Regions from separate parts of the Homo sapiens genome. Here region 2 is linked to region 1. Evidence: read pairs that join two places in POLR2A ChIA-PET (ENCODE). Cell type or tissue: CD4-positive, alpha-beta T cell. All regions are shown on one strand. Each heading gives the region's core, and the rest is flanking DNA. Links, peaks and the distances in the headings are about the cores only.

Evidence for each region. Peaks named below come from ENCODE experiments on the same cell type or tissue, not always from the same donor. Only the 100,000 strongest peaks of a DNase experiment are listed, where the experiment ranks them.
Region 2: POLR2A ChIA-PET joins it to region 1 with 5 read pairs; 4 of 35 experiments call an interaction of 5 or more read pairs at or near these places.

What each region holds. Positions count from the first base shown.
Region 1 is chr9:114,896,645-114,902,026 of GRCh38, reverse strand. It overlaps TNFSF8 (TNF superfamily member 8), which reads left to right. Exons shown (of 4, transcript NM_001244.4): 4 at 1-882. Among named protein-coding and RNA genes, the nearest start is that of TNFSF8, 31 kb to the left of the region's middle. In CD4-positive, alpha-beta T cell, for the core only: no CTCF peak of the experiment used is centred there; a DNase peak (open chromatin) is centred at 3,066; H3K27ac peaks cover 2,362 bases.
Region 2 is chr9:114,986,830-114,992,211 of GRCh38, reverse strand. No RefSeq gene overlaps it. Among named protein-coding and RNA genes, the nearest start is that of TNFSF8, 59 kb to the right of the region's middle. In CD4-positive, alpha-beta T cell, for the core only: no CTCF peak of the experiment used is centred there; DNase peaks (open chromatin) are centred at 2,231 and 3,051; H3K27ac peaks cover 1,239 bases.

The DNA.
Region 1 (5,382 bases), core at 1-5,000:
ATGGAGCAAAATTTGCATTTTTCTCAAGAAGGAGAGAAAAGGAGTAGGACTCCAGCAAAGTTTGTCAGAAGGAAAGCTAGAAAAGATTTAAAAGAAAAAAAGAAAGAACAAATCAGCAGTGGTGGTATGGATGAAAGGGACTTGAGAGAACAAAAATGGCTAAGGGAAAATTTTAAGTCATCTGCTGAGCAGTGTGCTGTGTCAACCTCCTCCTAGGTCTCCTCTATGAAATATTTAGTAAAGTCTACATTTCTCTTTAACTCTTTCTGTGAGTAGATTCTTTGGGAGAAGCAGGCATTGGAAGAGGTGTTGAATTCAGCAAGCCAAATGGTCTGTGGTAAAAAACAAAACAGACTTTGAGACTCAAGGCTAAAAAAACAGGGAAATGGCTGGCATTTGAGTCACACACTAACTGCATAGGACAAATGAATCTTGCTTAAACCAACTCATGCATTCTTGAAAAGGTATATGCAACCCAACTGTGTGTTAACTAAGCAATTTTTTTGCCATCTCACATTCTAACTCGAGAAAGATTCCATTTTCATTTTTCACCAACTGTTCTCTGAGCAGAGGTACCTGACTTTTGCACTGTGAGTGGTTTCTAATCTCAGTCTCTGTCAAGCAATGCTAAGAAAGCCAACACCTAAAGACACAAGGGGTACATCATTTAAATGAATAATGTAACCAAACAAACAAAAAAAGAGAATAATCATTAATAACTCAACTGATAGATATGTAGGGAGTAGGCAACCCAGGAAGTTTAAAACTAAATTCTGTTACTCTTGAGGGTTAACCAGCCCCTGGGAATGTTATGAGCAAATGATACTCCATGAGTAAAATGATATCTATGCAAGTAAAATAAATAATTTATCTAACTGGGAACTCAGGCTACCTAAAACATATGCCTCTTTGGTAAAAACTCAACTTGAGCTCCTTCCCTTGCTCCTACCCTCTGAACCCCACCTCCCCACCACACACACACACACACACACTCAGTGTACTTGCAGAACTTGTAGAGGAAGATGGTAAGTGAGCTCACAAAAACATAACAAGTCAATGTAGAGTCATCCAAACTGGAGTGGAGTGGTGCTATCTTGGCTCACTGCAGCCTCCCCTTCCTGGGTTCAAGTGATCCTCCTACCTCAGCCTCCTGAGTAGCTGGGACTACAGGCACGCACCACCACACCCAGCTGATTTTTGCGTTTTTAGTAGAGACGGGATTTCACCATGTTGGCCAGGCTGATCTCGAACTCCTGACCTCAAGCAATCTGCCCACCATGGCCTCTCAAAGAGCTAGGATTACAGGCGTGAGCAACCACACCTGGCCTCTAACCCTTTTCTGAATCATATATTGACCATGTACTGAGTCTATAGAGGATAGAGACCACCTGTGTCTCACATTCAAATCACCATCCCAGAGTGACCGGGGCGAGAGCAGGGAAGAGCAGAGGAAACCTCCAAATGTGGGGACTGTCCAAAGTAAGGTTGGAAAGACGTGACCTGAGGAATTGCAGAAAGGCTATAGGAGGCCCTATCAAGGCTGGTGGGAAATAATGGAGATTGGAATATGAGACTGGGCTCAAATGCCAGCTCTCTCACTAACCACACTCGAGGACTTCGCAAGTGTCTGCTCCCTGCTGGGCTTCCAACCAATGGGACTTCCATCAAGCCTGGCAGATCTCTCAGGAGTGTTCTAGAGATGATACAGGCTGACTTCTCCATCCTCTTAATTTAAGGGTTTGTCCCTTCCATCCCAGAATAAGTGGTATTCCTGGAATTGTGGGAGGCTCCCTTGTCTGACAGATTCTGCCAGCTTCCCTCAGCACTTCCTCCTTTTAGTTCTTGTCCACATCAAAACCTCTTAGGGCACTAGGCTATTCTCTGAGCCATCCTTTATGTGACTGGAGATTCTGAGAAGGAATTAGATAGTAGAGTTATTGTAGAGTAACTACTATATATTTAATTGTTTGAATATACCATAGTTTGTCCATTCTTCTATGCAAGAACATTTAATTTGCTTTTAGGTTTTTGCTGTTACACACAAAGCTACAATAAGCACATCTTCTTCTTGCACACCTCCCACCCCTAGTTGCCATTTTTCTATACAGCAAAAATACTCTTGGAAAATTATAAATGGTGTCACAAAGACACTGAGTTAACCATGGCTAGCGAGGGTTTAGACACCTCTGTGATCAGAGCTCATGACCTGGAGCTTAGTCTCTGGAATCTGAATGGCTCCTTCCATACTTTCTAAGTACTTCTCTGCTCTGTACATTCATTCAACACACATATCCCAAGTGCCAGTGAGTGCCAGGTCAGTTTACAATCCAACATGGTATGTGCTACAGCTCTGCCAAGCCACTGCGAAATCAGCCCTCATTAGCATAGGTTTGAAACATGCCTTTCAATGCACTCTGGGGCTTCCCTGGATCTAGCTCTCTTCCTGGAGAGTAAACAAACACCAGAAAGCATGAAGGACAAGCACAGCTCCAGAAGATTTCTCCCCCAAGATCAAATGTCTGTATTCCTCATGGGCTCTTCTCACAATTCTCCCCTGAAACTCTGCGATGGAAGATTGTCACTCAATGTATAGTATAATGACTTTCCAGGTTTTTTTTCTACCATGACCCAGAAGAAGAAAGGTCATGTTGCCAACGAGGACTAAGAAAAAAAAAAAAAAATAATAACTTACTGTGAAGACCTGAATTGATTTTATGATGCTCTCTTAAGTCACAACCCACATTTCCAAAATACTATTCTAGTGTGCCTTCTCCTGCTCCACATGTTGGAATGCTAAAAATATACTTTCCTTATTCTTTTGCAGCTCAGGCTCTAGTATTATTTAGTCTGAAATGGACAGAATTTTGGAATGTTTGTCCATCCAGCTAGCAAGGACAGCTGTGGAGGTGTTTGGTTTTTCTGCAGCTTCGTTTGCAGAGGTTTTCATGTTCAAATACGAGCTTAGTAGTTGGGGTGAGCCTAGGTGGTGGGGGAGAAGCATCCGTTCTGCTGATGTAGTCTGTTGCAGATGTGCACTGGTTCTGGAGCCCGGCAGCAGTAGCGGCTTCCTGATTGTAGTGGTTTCCTGTTCGCGGCAGCAGTTTTGTGGTTCTAGAGGGGCAGGCTTCCTGATTGCAAGATTATTGAAGAGACAGCAGCTACTATAGCAGCCCAGTTCCTAGGAGTCGCATTATAGGTTTCTCCTGAAAGCTCAATCTCGATTCTGTTTCCTCAGACCTCCTGACAATTCTACAAGCCATTTAACACCCTGTGATAAACCCCTTCCTGCCAAACAAGCTAACGCGAAGTCTGTTCTCTGCAACTGATTCCTCATGAATATAATAACAACATGTACAAACTGACCTCACCATTATGTACAAACCAACCCCACCATACTCATCCTGAACTTAACACTATTCCTACATTCCAAATCTCAAGGACTATCTCAGTCTCTGAATATCCTTCTTCTCACTTCCTACTCAATTAACACCCAACTAATTCCTCCAGTTTCCTAGTTCCAGCCACCACTCTCAATACCTCCTAACTCACAGCACTGCCTCCAGTCTTACTCCTTATAAATCCCATCTCCAGACAGCAATAGCATCTCCCGATTGTTCTTGGAATTGATAGTGATAATAACCATTTATCAAGCTCTTACATGTTATGACTTTTCCTGCACTCACTTATTTAATCTTCAAAGCAATCCAACGAAATAGGCATCATTGAGCCAGGCACGGTGGCTCAGGCCTGTAATCCCAGCACTTTGGGAGGTCGAGGCGGGCGGATCATGAGATCAGGAGTTCGAGACCAGTCTGGCCAACATAGTGAAACCTTGTCTCTACTAAAAATACAAAAAATTAGCTGGGCATGGTGGTGTGCGCCTGTAATCACAGCTACTTGGGAGGCTGAGGCAGGAGAATTGTGTGAACCCAGGAGGCAGAGGTTGCAGTGAGCTGAGATCATGTCACTGCACTCCAGCCTGGGCAACAGAACAAGACTCTTCCTCAAAAAAAAAAAAAATAGGCATCATTATCCCCATTCTTTATATAAGGACATTGAGAGTCTGCGATGTTGAGGAGCATGGCCAATGTCACAGTCAATGGACGGTAGAGTTGGGATTTAAGACCAAGTTTGCCTAACTCCACATTCCACGCTCCAGTCACTATGAACATAGCCTTCCTAAACTCTAAGCTCTTTCCACCAGGTCTCTCCCTATCTATCTCCTGAATGTCTCTCTAGTTTTGTGCTCAGCCCCACCTCCTTGTGCTCTATGATCAAATCACATTGCACTCCTTCCAGTTCCTCCAATCTTCCATGCTCTGCCTAGCCACCAGAAGCTTGCAGATAATTTTCCTTCTGCCTAGGATACTCCTGTCACACTCTTTTGCCTGATTAACTCCTATCATTGTTCTGATTTCCATTTCAATGTCACCTCCTCAGAGAAGTCTTCCTGACTCTGCTGGCTTCACTTAATGCCTTGCTGTCACCTTCCATGCTTCCCCATCGTTAATTGCATGACACTTTACCCTTCACCCCTGGTTCTCTCTATCATTCCTCTCCAACATTCAAATTCCCAGAAGGCAGGAACCCTACCAATCTTATTTAGCACTGGGTAATCACAGCCCAGCCCAATTCCTAGGACATAGTAGATGGCCATTCAATACATATTTCTTAAATGAATAATCAAAGAAAACCACTTTAAACATAAGTCCGTTTTAAGGAAAAGATATCAAGCCATACCAAAACAAAAGAAAAAAAAAAACAGTTCTTTTCAAAATATGGAAATGTTCATTGAAAGCCTCTATTTTTCTTAGAAATAATTTTCAGGCCGGGGACAGTGGCTTATGCCTGTAATGCCAGCACTTTGGGAGGGCAAGGTGGGTGGATCACTTGAGGTCAGGGGTTCGAGACCAGCCTGACCAACATGGAGAAACCCCGTCTCTACTAAAAATCAAAATTAGCCAGGCGTGGTGGCACATGCCTGTAATCCCAGCTACTCGGGAGGCTGAGGCAGGAGAATCGCTTGAACCCAGGAGAAGGAGGTTGCAGTGAGCCGAGATTGCACCACTGCAACTCCAGCCTGGGCAACAAGAGTGAAACTCAATCTCAAAAAAAAAGAAAGAAAAAAAGAATTTTCAGGGCTCAGGAGATAAGAATGCCTATTAGAGAAAGGTGAAATTTTTAGAAAGCAGAATCTACCTGTGCCATCTGAGAACATGGAAGGAAAAAAAAATAAATCTTTGCTTACTTTATTGAACCCCTTTTCTGAGCAAGGTGTGGTATATTTGCTGTAGAATCCATCACCCTTCCTATCTCTGAGATATCTATATGCTATTCTAGTCATTTTGTGATTAGAAATAGTGAGATTAACCTTAGAAAGTT
Region 2 (5,382 bases), core at 145-5,144, 90 kb before region 1:
TCCAGGAGTCAAAACTTCCTGAAAAATAAGAAGTCACTAACTCCATCAGCTAGTAGGATTCTAAGAGGTCTAGAGACATGGTCAGGAGCCCCTCCACGGCCAAGACCCGCTTCTGCTTTTCTGTCTTATAATAGTGCCAGCACCCTGCTGGGCCTGCCAAAACCAACAACAATAAACATGTATTTAGAAACCACATGTGCTAATCACCATACTAGTTGCTAGAGACTTTAAAATGAATTAGACCCAGCCTCTGCTTTCAAGGATCTTACAGTCTACTAGATGGGGGTGGGACGGGGGGACAGACTCATAGGCGACCACGGAAAAGGGAAAAGCCAACCGACCTGAGCACCAGGTTGAGCTTTGAGTGAAGAGCTGGGTGCTCAGGGGTAAAGAAGGTACTTCTGACTGGAGGCATCTAGGAAGAGGGAGCAGAGGCTTCAGCTCCTTGGATCTGAAAGAAAGCTCAAAAAAAAAAAAACCAAAAAAACAAAAACAAAAAAACAAACAAACAAACAAAAAACACAGAGTCTGCGTCTGAAAAGAACAGGAATCAAGCAGTTCCAGGGTTCTAAGAAGCAGAAAATGAAGGCATAATTCTGACCATTCCTTGAAATGAATGTACTCCCACTGTTTTGCTAGCTTTGTCTCTTCTGCTTAGGATTCAAAATCCTGAAGGTTCATTCTTTGGGTTTGAGAAGGTAAACCATCAGGAATTTCCATCTGGGAGCACGTTCATTTCCCAAAAGTAATTTCAGTCGGTGTTGCCAAGAGCAGGAAAAAGATAAAGGTGATGAAAAGGAAATGAAGGAAATAAATGTCAACTAGAGCCTTGGCAGACAGAGCTGGTTTCCACCCAGTCTCCTCTGATTTGGTTCAAAAAGGCAAAATACTCGATTTAAAATTCCTCCTACCAACCCTGCACACACACACACACACACACGCACACAAAACATGCACGTGCACACGCCAACATCCTTGAAAATAGAAGTAGTTGTAAGATCCAGTTCTGCCCGGTGAGTTGTAGGTAATATTCAATGAGTAGAGGTCATGGTTAACTTCTCTGAAACGAAATGTCCCCTCTGGCTTTTGGTCCTGCCCTTCTTTGCACCGGAAAATAATTGTGATGGCTGGAGGAGCAGCACCCATCTTATGACCTGAGGCTGAAGGATATACTCTAGGGTTGGGGTTGGATGACTTTGTAAAAGGAGGGAGACTAAGTCCTCAATGACTTTGTAAAATTATTTACTTTTTAGTAGAGACACTGAAACTCAAGCAGCCTAATTCCAGGACCCACATTACAATTAGTTTGATGAGTGTTGGTAGCAGGAGGTTTGGGGGTCTCCTTCCATTGATACTCAGCTCAAATGGCCCTATGCAGGAAACCTTGCCTAATTCCCAGGATAAATCAGGATTCCTTCATTTTATAGGTTCATGGCTCACCATCATTTTCCCTCTGGCAAGTTACCACAGTTATTTGTGTCACTATTTGTATGATGCCTGCATCTACTACCAGACTCTAAGCCTTGCAAGATATAGATATAGATCTAAAACTAGATCCATATCTCCGTCTCCACTGATCTATCTATCTATCCCTGTCTATCTACCAACCTACCTATATAAAGCCTTTGTATTCCTGATGCCCAGCACAGTGCCTTGCATAACATAGGTCCTCCAATGTTTGCCAAGAAAATGAATGAATGAATGAATGAAAGCCATGAGTTGAAACCACATCTTCAGAATCCTCCATCATTTCTACCAAGAAAAACAAGATGTGAACAAACAAATTTAGGATTTCTCAGTTTTTTATAAGAACACAGACACCCTTGAAGATTCAAGGGCTGATTGTTCAATATGATGGCCCTTCAGGGACTTCCTCTGGGCATCGCATGGCTTCTCAGGATGCACAAAGATTACAAGGGCAGGTCTGGTTTCCTCTTTAGGAGAGATTGAGTGAAAGAAGAAGCTGGTCCTACCTGAAGTCTGGGGATCATGTGTGTGTGATTATCAAGATTCATGCTCTGTGCCACTCCCCTGAGAGACCCCCAGGCTGTCCCCCCATCACCCTAACCTCTGATCAGTCTCCAGGGTCAGTGACAGAAAGCAACAAGCCTTTCCACGGTTCTGAATTTGAGCTGCTTGTGCATTGAGCACTGTCAGAGCCACATCAAAGGCTAAGGTTGGGTTGCCAGGTCTACACTGAAAGTCCTCAGGAGCCACAGCTCGGGAGGCAGGGGCTCTGGAGGCGCCCCCAGCTCCCTGGGGGACCAGGTACTTTCCTGAAGAGAACACATCACTCAGCTCTTCCTGTGCTTTTACTGTAAACTCTTGGTTTATGATGCACCTAAGAGGAAGGACAGAGGGGAAAGAGAGAGACAGAGACAGAAAGACAGGGGAGGTTGACTTGAAAGAAGCACAGTAAACAGCAACTGATTCTTACATGTTCAGAGCTGGGAGTGGCAGTCCCCACTGAGAGGCAGAGACTGAGGCCCAGAGAGGGAAAAGTGGCTTGCTCATGCCCAGGAAGCTGAGAGAGGAGAGAGGCAAACCCAGGCCTCTTTAGCTGGTTCTCTTTCCACCACATCTACATAGTCACTCTTCCTGAGAACCCTCTAGGATCCAGAAATGAATTGAGCTCTCTTTGATAAGAGAGGACCCCAAGAAGGAGCAGGGGAACGGCAATTATAGGTACCAAGAGCCAAGTATGCTCATGGCACAATGGCGGACTCAAGTGTCATCCCTTCCAGCATGTGATAGTCACTGCATCTCAGAAAATACGTAAATGAAAAAAGCCAAGGCCTCTGCCCTCACTGAACTCCCAGTCTACTGGGAGAGTCAGACATGCGCCCAGCAACATCCAATACCTGGCAACCTTGGAGAAGGGTTAGCAGTGCACAGAGGAAGGATTTGATGGTCAAGATGGGAGAGGTGCAATGGGAATCAGCAAAGGCGTTCTGGCCTTCGGGGTGAGTATGTGTTCATTGGTGGAAGAAAGGTCACCACAAGCAGAGGGACATAGGTAGCAAAGGCCTCAAAGTGGGGAAATACGTGGTGTAATCCTGGTGAGTCACCCTGTGACTGAGGCTTAGCTTTTTCATAAGGGACAGTTGCAGAGAGCTGACTAGGAAGGTAATTTAAACCATTGATGAAAACCCCAAAGCCGGAAGCCTGGCTTTGTGAATGTCTTAGTGCCCAGTGCAGGGCTAAGCACCAGAGACCCATGCTCTGGATGAATGATAGTGGGGCCTGATCATTGCCTACCTGGGGGCTTAATGAAGTGTAAAACCATGTTCACATCTCCTACCACCTGGGAGTTTGTGCCAAAAAAAACCCTAAAGACCACTTACAAAGCAGTACCTATCAAATACTGGATATTCTGAAGCACAGAAATCCTGTGGTAGACATGAGGATGAGTGGTCAACATAACCCCATCACCCATCTAAAAGCTTTATGAAATGGCTTACAATTAATTCTTCCAGAGAATAAAGAGACAAGAGACCTGAGACACAGTGACAAGCACATGGCAAAATGGATGACAACTAAGTCTACCATCGTGCCTATGTATGTTTGGCTTTATTTATTTATTTATTTGAGACGGAGTCTCCCTCTGTTGCCCAGTCTGGAGTGCAGTGGCGTGATCTCGGCTCACTGCAACCTCCACCTCCCGGGTTCAAGTGATTCCCTTGCCTCAGACTCGGAGGAGCTGGGACTACAGGTGCCTGCACCACCTGTACCGGCTAATTTTTGTATTTTTAGTAGAGACAGGGTTTTGCCATGTTGGCCAGGCTGGTCTTGAACTCCTGACCTCAAGTGACCCACCCGCCTCAGCTTCCCAAAGTGCCGGGATTACAGGCGTGAGCCAGCACATCCAGCCTGGCTTTCTCTTTTAAAAGAAAGAATTTTCTGGGGTGCTCTGCTTTTCCTCATCCTCATCCCATCATAGGAGGGGATGCCCTTTTTTCACCTCAATCCACATTAAGGGCCCTTTAAGAGAGTACACAGAGAGTTAGACCAGAGGACCCCGGAGTGAGATGGTTTTGAACTCTGGCAAGTAAAGGGAATACTATCTACTGGACCTTTTAAACCTGGAGTCTTATTTTACTCTTTTGTATGCCCAAAACTGAACATATATTGAATATTAGTAACCCACCTGCAACATGCTCTTCTCAGTCCTTGCAATGATTTGGAGATGTACCTTCACTACTGCATATAAAGACATACTTCATTCATCTTAACTGCTGTAAGGTGTACCCTCACATTTTACTTATCCATTCTCATGCTTAGCCTTTTTATAAATGTAAAAGAAATGCATGGTCAATACTGTGGAGTCCTAATTAGGGAAAGGAAGTCAGGCTGGTGGGACCAGGGGAAAGAAAAAAGAAGAAAGCAGATCAGCTATAAGTCCACCTCTCTCCATGGTCCAGCACATATAGCCCTCCTGCACCTAACTTATCACCAGACACCTGCAAGTTAGCTCACTGCAACCTTGGCGTTATCAGCACTGCACAAAGCCCTCCTCAGCATACAGCATGAACACCATTTTATAAAATCCCCAGCAAGCCTTTGTTTTCTTGCAGTCGGCTCCTCTCTTACCAGCTGCCTGTTGCAAACTCGCAACTTATTTTCATATTTTCTTTAATAAATCTGCCTTTCTTCATCTACAGCTGTCTTGGTAAATTCTTTTACCCCCATGCCACCAGCCCAGATAGTCACTGCTCACCGGTGACAAATCCAGAAAACTTGGAATATACAAAAGGGGAATACTTTAAAGCCTGTTACACAGAGGGATGATTTAGACAAATCACTCTGGCTGCAGTGTGGAGGTTAGGTAAGTGAAGGTGAAACAGGAGGCAAGGAGAGACACATCCTTGTCTGAGAGAACAATGGCCTGGTCACAAGTGATGACTACAACCCAGACTTCAAAGTCCAAGTTGCTCTGGCTTCAAACCCCAACCTTTTTTTTTTTCCCCATGATGACATATAATATATTCATAGTAGGGTGCCTGTCAAGACATCAAACAGGTTATCTGTTGAGATAAATTTAAAATTTAAGTTAGCCATTCTTCTATTTAGATATATACATATAAAAAAAAAGACATCACCTAGAAAAAAAACACTTCTGTGGGCTCCTCGAGTTACATAAATGTAGGTGATGCTTGCAGTGGGGCAAAAGGAGCCCAAGACAGAATCATGTATTATTGCATTAGAGCTGTCACTTCGGGAGACCAGGCAGGGGTACACAAAGCAAGGGGGTATACCCAGAGAGGGACCAACTTATATAAGGAGTACAGGTAATGTTTGCTTACTTTTGTGAAATGGTATGCATGCATTCTTAAGTTAACACTGTTTTATGACATTGTGGGGAAACAAAATGTGGATAGTTGC